2 separate regions of the Homo sapiens genome follow, and region 2 is linked to region 1. The links are chromatin loops, found by intact Hi-C in ENCODE. Cell type or tissue: PC-3. All regions are shown on one strand. Region 1 has its middle 4.4 kb from the start of CLPTM1L. Region 2 overlaps SLC6A18 (solute carrier family 6 member 18).

Evidence for each region. Hi-C counts contacts between places; a loop is a spot of excess contacts. Peaks named below come from ENCODE experiments on the same cell type or tissue, not always from the same donor. Only the 100,000 strongest peaks of a DNase experiment are listed, where the experiment ranks them.
Region 2: a loop joins it to region 1, with 7 times the contacts of the local background. A loop is called at or near these places in 1 of 110 quality-filtered maps.

The regions. Positions count from the first base shown.
Region 1 is chr5:1,347,452-1,351,451 of GRCh38, reverse strand. No RefSeq gene overlaps it. Among named protein-coding and RNA genes, the nearest start is that of CLPTM1L, 4.4 kb to the right of the region's middle. In PC-3, a CTCF peak has its summit at 1,998 (motif pointing right); no DNase peak of the experiment used is centred here.
Region 2 is chr5:1,226,312-1,230,311 of GRCh38, reverse strand. All of the region lies in intron 1 of SLC6A18 (solute carrier family 6 member 18), which reads right to left. Among named protein-coding and RNA genes, the nearest start is that of SLC6A18, 2.9 kb to the right of the region's middle. RefSeq lists an enhancer at 3,995-4,000. In PC-3, no CTCF peak of the experiment used is centred here; a DNase peak (open chromatin) is centred at 2,411; H3K4me3 peaks cover 312 bases.

The DNA of each region.
Region 1 (4,000 bases):
ATAGTGACTGAAAATGGGGACATCCTACCGCCTATCGACTGCCCATCAGCATCTGGGTGGCTAGCCCAGCTGTGGTGCATTCACACCAAGGAATGCCACTTGGCAATTAAAAGGAACTACTGTTATGTGGAACAATGATGAGTTTCACAAACACTGTGCCAAGTAAAAGAAGCCAGATACAAAAGACTGAGTGATTCCATCCATGTAAATTTCTAGAACAGATGCATCCACAATGACAGAAAACAGTCTGGCTGCAAAGGGGCAAGAAGGAAGTTTTGGTTTTTGTTTGGAGTCAGGGTCTGACTGTCACCCAGGCTGGAGTGCAGTGGTGAGATTGTGGCTTACTGCAGCCTCCACCTCCCAGGCTCAAGCAATCCTCTTACCTCAGCCTCCCAAGTAGCTGGGATCACAGGCATGTACCACCATGCCCAGCTAATTTCTTCTATTTTTGTAGAGATGGGGCATCACTATGTTGCCCAGGCTGGTCTTGAACTCCTGGGCTCAAGTAATCCTCTCGCCTTGACCTCCCAAAGTGCTGGGATTACAGGCATGAGCTACAGCACCTGGCTGTTTTTAAGTAATGGAAATGTTCTATATCTCCGTTGTAACAGGATTTGCATGGGTGAAGACATTTGTCAAAACTCATAGAATTGCACACTTAGAATGGGTTTTCTTTATATAAATTATTCATCAGAAAATTAAAAGGGAAAAAAGGCTAGGGGTAACAACAAAAATACCCTTTTAGATGAATATAAAATAATCCTTAGAGAACCATCGTCTCCTTATCCTTGGCAAGCATCCCCTCAGGGAGAGCTGCTGTTCTCTTTCCACCCCTCTGATGTCAGCCCCAGTTCCTGGGAGCCCAGATCCACAGCGTTGTCAGCCTAAGAGAGAGGTTCTCTAGAAGAATAGATGTTAGCTTGAGAACAGAACATTACAAGGAGAGTACACACGCCATAGTAAACCATATGCCTATTCAGGGAGGTCAAGGAAGACAAAGGTCTTTAAAGGAAAAGCGAGCAGGATCACAGTGGTTTTGAGATAATTCTCCTTGGCTACAAACATCAATAACAAAGGTCATTCCAGTCTGAGGTTGGACAGGCAATTGCTGGGCAGTTGTCCTTGCAGAAATATTTTTTGTGTAAGGGTGTGATGGCCTCTGTGCCGGGCTGTGGTTTTTGTAGTCCTTTCTGGTATCAGGCATGCAAGCATAAGTGTCCTCTCTTCGTGGCCTTCCCCACCAACTCTTTGTCAGGGCTTTCTTAACATTAGTGACTCCATTTTGATTCTGACAACTTTCACAGCATGTATTTAGAGCAGCCGCTAGGTGTTCATCCACAGAGGTGGCCGTGAGCAGTTCCTGGGATCATAACAAGAGTCCATTCTGCTTGGGGCTTACCACAAATGAAGTAAAGACAGGCCCTTGGGGAAAGGTTGGGCAGACTGAGCCCCACATGAGCGGGGCAGGAGATGGGCCCGCGCCCCAACAGAAATGTCAGGTGATCATCAGGTGATGGTCAAGCTGTTGTTAAACTGTCTAAAATAATTATTGGTTGCAGCTGGTGCCAGAGAAAGGCAGGCTCCCAATAGATAGAAAACACCTAAAGCTGATGATGAGCCACTTCCCGATAAGATCCCAGGAGTTGGCACAGGTGGGAATTGAACAATGAGAACACTTGGACACAGTGCGGGCAACATCACACACCAGGGCCTGTCGTGGGGTGGGAAGGATAGCATTAGGAGAAATACCTAATGTAAATGACGAGTTAATGGATGCAGCAAACCAACATGGCACATGCATACCTATGTAACAAACCTGCACGTTGTGTACATGTACCCTAGAACTTAAATTAAAAAATTTAAAAAAAATCTCAGGAGTTGGTGAGTGAGGTCAAGCATGCACACTACGAGGCAAAGTGGCAAAGTTTAACCAGCGTGTGACCTTCCCCTAGGAACTGGTAAGGGAAGACTGCCTCAAGAGGGCACCGCACAACTCCAGTAAGCACACTGTGCACGCGGCCCTCCCAAGTGTCGGCAGGCCACTGCGCATGCGGACAGCCCACCCCAAGGGAAGAATCAGGGGAGAAGGGACGCAGCCCCCAGAAGCATGCCAAGATATAAACCCCAAGTCAAAGGTCAAAACCGTGTACTTGCTCTCTCAAGATGCCCACCTGGCCCTCCTCCAAGTGTACTTTATTTCCTTTCGTTCCTGCTCTAACACTTTTTTAATAAACTTTCACTCTTGCTCTGAAACTTACCTCAGTCTCTGACCCTGCCTTGTGCCCCCTGGATGAATTATTTCCTCTGAGGAGGCAAAAGCTAAGTTGCTGCAGACTTATATGGATTTGCTGCTGCTGACACCAGGAGGTGGCGTTCTGGGCTCCCTGTGGCCCTGGAGAGTAGCAGCCTCCCCTCTTTCTCCAGGAGCCCACCCCCCCCACTAGGAAAGGGCAGCAGGCACTCAGCTCGTTACAGCCCATGCCATCGATACCTGTGTGTGCATGAGCCCCAGTCTCACCCAGGGCCCTAGGAATGAGCCACGGCCTCCCTCTGGCACGAACGGTTAGCCTTTGGGAAACCCTCAACAGATGCCCACATTCAACTGGCAAGATTCTCAAACACCGGCCCACAAGCCAGCACCTGGAGGGCTGCTCATGCACATGGTGGCACTTATCAATAACTTTTCAGTGATGGAAAAATCTTATCAATAACTTTTCGATGATGGAAAGATGTTCTTGGGTGGGCTAGGAAGTCCTGTAAGAGCTGTGTCCTTGCAAGAGGAGAGCCAGCAGCCAGGCACGGTGTGACACCTTGGGCCTAGATGTCCCTGCCCCTGACCTGCTAGAAAGCTGACTGGTCTGCCACAGAACGCTTCTGCTTTGCCTCCAGGAAAAGGCCTTGTTATCTGCGAACTCCCAGAGGCACCCATCGCAGGATACCCAGCTTTGCCTGAGGGCTCTTGTCCCTGCTTTCCTATAAATATCTGCACCTGGGACAGAATTTAATCCAGATCAAAACTCAGTCTGAGACTTGCTTTCCTAGAACTACAACCCCAGGGGCAGGTAGCGTGGGCAGAGACAGAGTCCCACCTCGCCCTGCCGACACAACATCTGTTGAATGAGACCAAATGTGGGTTTGTGGCCCTTCATCCATAAATCCTGCAGATGTGCCAGGCCCGGTGGCTCACGCCTGTAATCCCAGCACTTTGGGAGGCCGAGGCGGGCGGATCACAAGGTCAGGAGATCGAGACCATCCTGGCTAACACGGTGAAACCCCGTCTCTACTAAAAATACAAAAAATTAGCTGGGCGTCGTGGCGGGCGCCTGTGGTCCCAGTTACTCTGGAGGCTGAGGCACGAGAATGGCGTGAACCCAGGAGGCGGAGCTTGCAGCGAGCTGAGATCGCACCACTCCACTCCAGCCTGGGCAACAGAGCGAGACTCTGTCTCAAAAAAAAAAAAAAAAAAAAAAAAATCCTGCAGATGTTAGAATGCGCGGAAGAGAGAGAAACCCAAAGTGTGAATGAATACAGAGAGGCAGGAGATCCAACACCTTCCTCCCCAGGAAAGCCCGGGCACGAGGTCCCCGAGCTGAGCTGAGCCTGGGGGCTGGCTCCAGTCTCAGGACCGCCCACAGCCCTCACAGCAGGGTGTGTCCACATTCAGATGCCCTCCTCTCTCCCTCCATCCCCCTCCCAAGGCTGCATCGGCAGCTGTGGCCTCATAGGGAGAGGTGTGGTTTGGGGGTGATTTCCTATTTCCTTCGTGTCTGACCACTGCCCGAGGGCCTCACAAAGGAACCGAATCTTTTGGAGCCTGCATTTCCTGTCATCCTGAGTGGCCTTTGGAGTCCTCAATGTATAAGGACAGCAAGGGCCAGCTGTTCATGTTAGCTTTCTGGAACATTCCAGGCACTCCATGTACTAACAGGTTCCTTGCCAGAGGGCCCTCAAATGATGGAATTGATAAAAGCATTATAAAATGTTGATAAATTCTCTAACC
Region 2 (4,000 bases), 120 kb after region 1:
CAGCATACCTGCCTTTCTCAGGGCCAGGCTCCCATGTGAATGGGGGGACACCCCCAAGCCAGCCTCTCTTCCCCCACCTCCAGCCTGTACCGTGAGAGCCCCTCTTCCCCCACCTCCAGCCTGTGCTATGAGAGCCCCTCTTCCCTCCCCCACGACCAGCCTGCACTGTGAAAGCCCCTCTTCCCTCCCCTCCAGCCTGTACCGTTAGAGCCCTTCTTCGCTCCCCTCCAGCCTGTGCTGTGAGAGCCCCTTTTCCCTCCCCCACCTCCAGCCTGCACCTGAGAGCTCTTCTTCCCCCACCTCCAGCCTGCACCATGATAGCCCTTCTTCCCTCCCCTCCAGCCTGCACCGTGACAGCCCTTCTTCCCTCCCCTCCAGCCTGCACCTGAGAGCCCTTCTTCCCTTCCCTTCCCTTTAGCCTGCGCTGTGAGAGCCCCTCTCCCCTCCCCCATCTCCAGCCTGTACCGTGAGAGCCCCTCTTACCTTTCCCCTGTTCAGCCTGCACTGTGAAAACATCACTTCCCCCCACCCCCAGCCTGCACCGTGGAGGCCTTCTTCCCCCCGACCTCCAGCCTGCACCTGAGGTCTCAAGGCTGGTGTGTGACCAGCCACCCATCCCGCAGTAGTGGCTTCGTGGCCACACTCAGGCCTCAGGTGCACAGTGGCCGGGTGGAGGACAGATGTGGGTGGCGTGGGCACCACGTCGCGGTGGGCAGGGGCTCCGGGTTCCAGATATGGGATCCACTGTCCAGGGAGCACTGCAGACTCCAGGCCAGCAGGTGCCCTGGGCCCCATTGACCCTTGCTCTGTGGTGAGGGCCATTGAGCCTGGGCTGGGGCCTCAGGTGACCAGGCTGAGGTCAGTTTGTCAGAGACCACCCTGACAAGATCATCGAAGGGAAAGATTTGGGGAGAAGTGAGCTCTCTGTGACTGATTTGGGGAAGCTGAATCTGCTGTATTTAGGGGAGAGGAGATGAGAGGGTTTTCTGTGAATTGAGGGTTTCTGTGTTTAGGGGAGAGGAGATGAGAGGGTTTTCTGTGAATTGAGGGTTTCTGTGTTTAGGGGAGAGGAGATGAGAGGGTTTTCTGTGAATACGAGATCGTGGCCACAGCTGGGATCTTCACGAAACAGGAACGTCGACTCTGTGGTACAGCGGCTGCATTAAAGCCGTATGTAGACTGCCACGTGGGCATAAATGTAGATAAAAAATCAACCAGAGTGTTGTGGTTGGGGGTGGTGGCTCTGTTGGCCAACCCAAGTCCAGCACGGAGGGCACTTTCCCCGGCCTGCGTGGGCACGGGTCTCACTGGGCAGTCTTTACGTTGAATGCGCAGGAAGAGACAGTCAGTCCATGCATTTTTTCCGAATTTGAAGGAAGAAGAAGCGTTGATTCCACATGGTAAGAATGTCTACACAACTCCTTTTTGGGTGTTTGTTTTGAGACAGCATCTTTCTCTGTCATCCAGGCTGGAGTACAGTGGCACAGTCATGGCTCACTCCAGCCTCGACCTCCCAGGCTCACGCCATCCTTCCACCTCAGCCTCCTGGGTAGCCAGGGCTACAAGTAGACGCCAGCACGCCCGGCTAATTTTTATATTTTTTATGGAGACAGGGTTTTGCCATGTTGCCCAGGCTGCAGCTCCTAGTTTTAACAATTACGTGAAGTTTAGCAGTCGTTCATAAGCATGGAGGACGCAGTGGTGTCTGCCGAAGACGGGAAAGGTGGCTGTGAACGGCTGGCTGCTGTTACAATCGATCCACGCAGGATCGAGAGAAACCTGCACCCCACCACACGAGGCTGAGAGATGCAGAGGCCGCAGTGCAGCCACTGAGCAAATGCAGAGGAGAAGCAGGCTCTGCTCAGAGCAGCGGCAAAAGCCAGGGATTGCTGAGAATCAACCAGAGACACGCCCAGGGTCATGATGGAGAGACCCGCAGGAAGGCAGAAAGGAGACCGAGCCGGGAGCCGCGAGGGTGCAGACGGCAGATGGTGCTCCAGTGCCAGCCCCCACTGCCTGGGCACTGCCTCCAAGGCGTGAAGGCCGTCAAGGTGGAAACTCCCCCCGGGCAGTGTAGAAAGCAGCACAGGGCCAAGGGAGCGCCGAAGAATCTCTTCTGGAAATTGACAACCTGGTGTAAAGCTCAGAGGAAAAGTAGCAGCTGGCAAAAGTTCAAAGAATAAAAAAAAAAGGCCTTGCTCTACTACTAGGCGTCGAGACTAACGAAGAAGCCATAGTAATTAATACAGTGTCGTTTTTGGTGCAAGAATCCACAGATCTCAACAGCACCTACCAGATACAGAAGTCGGTTGAACACCGGAGGCAGGAAGTAGCGGGGAGGGGGCGCGCTTGATGAGTGACCTCACGTGTGTGGACACAGCCAGCCCAGGGCCACCAGCTTAGTCATAAAAGCTTCCTGGGTTGAAACCTTAAACCACAGCAAGTGTTAGAGTGTCCCGGGCAGCTGGCCTGAACCCATCGCTTGGCATTTACGAGTCTACGTTCCTTTGATTTAAAGACGCTGAATGTGTAATAAAGCAGCTGCCATGAAATGTCATAGGTGTGAGAAAATCACTGTAAATCTTTACCGCAACGTTTTGCTACATTCTGTTACAATGTTGCTTTACAAGTCTTAGCTTTGAAGAGAACATTTATGTAGTTGAATACTTATGAATGGGAGAGCAAATAATATTCGCCTTTGGTAGTCATGAGTATATGCAAATGTTAAAAGCTACACAGTACCTGCTTCTTAATTATATCTTGTTTTCAAAATCATCAATGAGTGATCCTCACAGCGAGACAAAGTGAAGGGCATGTTCACACACAGGGTGAGAATGCTGATGGCACGGCCCTTAGGAAGTGTGTGAGTTAAATAAACTTGGATGTTTCATGACATGCAACCCGGTGGCTTGCATCAGGAGATTGATGGTAGAGTCGTTCATGAGTGGAGCAGCCCTGAAGTCCCCGCGCAGCTGGCGGGCAGGGCTGTTCTCCCTCCTCAGCAGCACCCCAGGTGGGGGCCTCCCCAGCTTTGCCCCAGCGTGGAGCAGCTGAGTTTAAGGGAGGCTAGTGCCAGACACTTCCAGTACACTGCAGGCGCTTAGCAATGGTAACTGGGTTTCGGTGGGCAAGGCATCGGCGGGCAAGGCATCGGCGGGCAAGTCATCGGCGGGCAAGGCATCGACGGGCAAGGCGTCGGCGGGCAAGGCGTCGGCGGGCAAGGCGTCGGCGGGCAAGGGGTCGGCGGGCAAGGTGTCGGCGGGCAAGGCGTCGGCGGGCAAGGCGTTGGGCGCGTCGGCGGGCAAGGCATCGGTGGGCAAGGCATCGGTGGGCAAGGCGTCGGTGGGCAAGGCGTTGGGCAAGGCATCAGCAGGAAAGGCATCGGTGGGCAAGGCATTGGCGAACAAGGCGTTGGTGGGTAAAGCGTTGGCCGGCATTTCCAGCTCTGCGTGAAGCCTGCTGCCCCCACAACCTTGCATGCTCTGGTGACTCTTAGCAGATCGAGCCGCAGCACAGGCAGCGAGGGCCCCGGGAGCCAGGGACGCCTCTGCCCTTGGGCTTTGGTGCTTTCAGAAATGCCTTCAAAGGGACTCTCATGATGAGAAGATCCAAGGCCCAATGCACCCTCTCCAGCCCCAAAGCCCCAAAGAGACCCCAGTGCCCCGAGGGTGGCAGTGACGGGTGTTTCTTTTTGTTTTTTCCATTTGTGCGCATTTCCTGCATTTTCTGCCTGTTGAGAATCTTTTCTTAAGCAGGAGGAAAAACACTTTAAAGGAGTAACCTTATAACAAGGGATAGTTGTGCGGGGCTCTCAGGGAAGGAGCTGAGGGCCCGGGGAACAGGCTGACCAAGCAGCCCGGCCTGGCCTGAGGAGGACCCTGCGGCCTGGGAAGCCCCTGCCCGTGTTGCCTGGGGAAGACCTGGGTGTCCATGCGTGATGTTGTACGTCGGCTCCCTGAGAGCAGTGATTCATGCCTGTCCCTACATCCTGTGTCGCCAC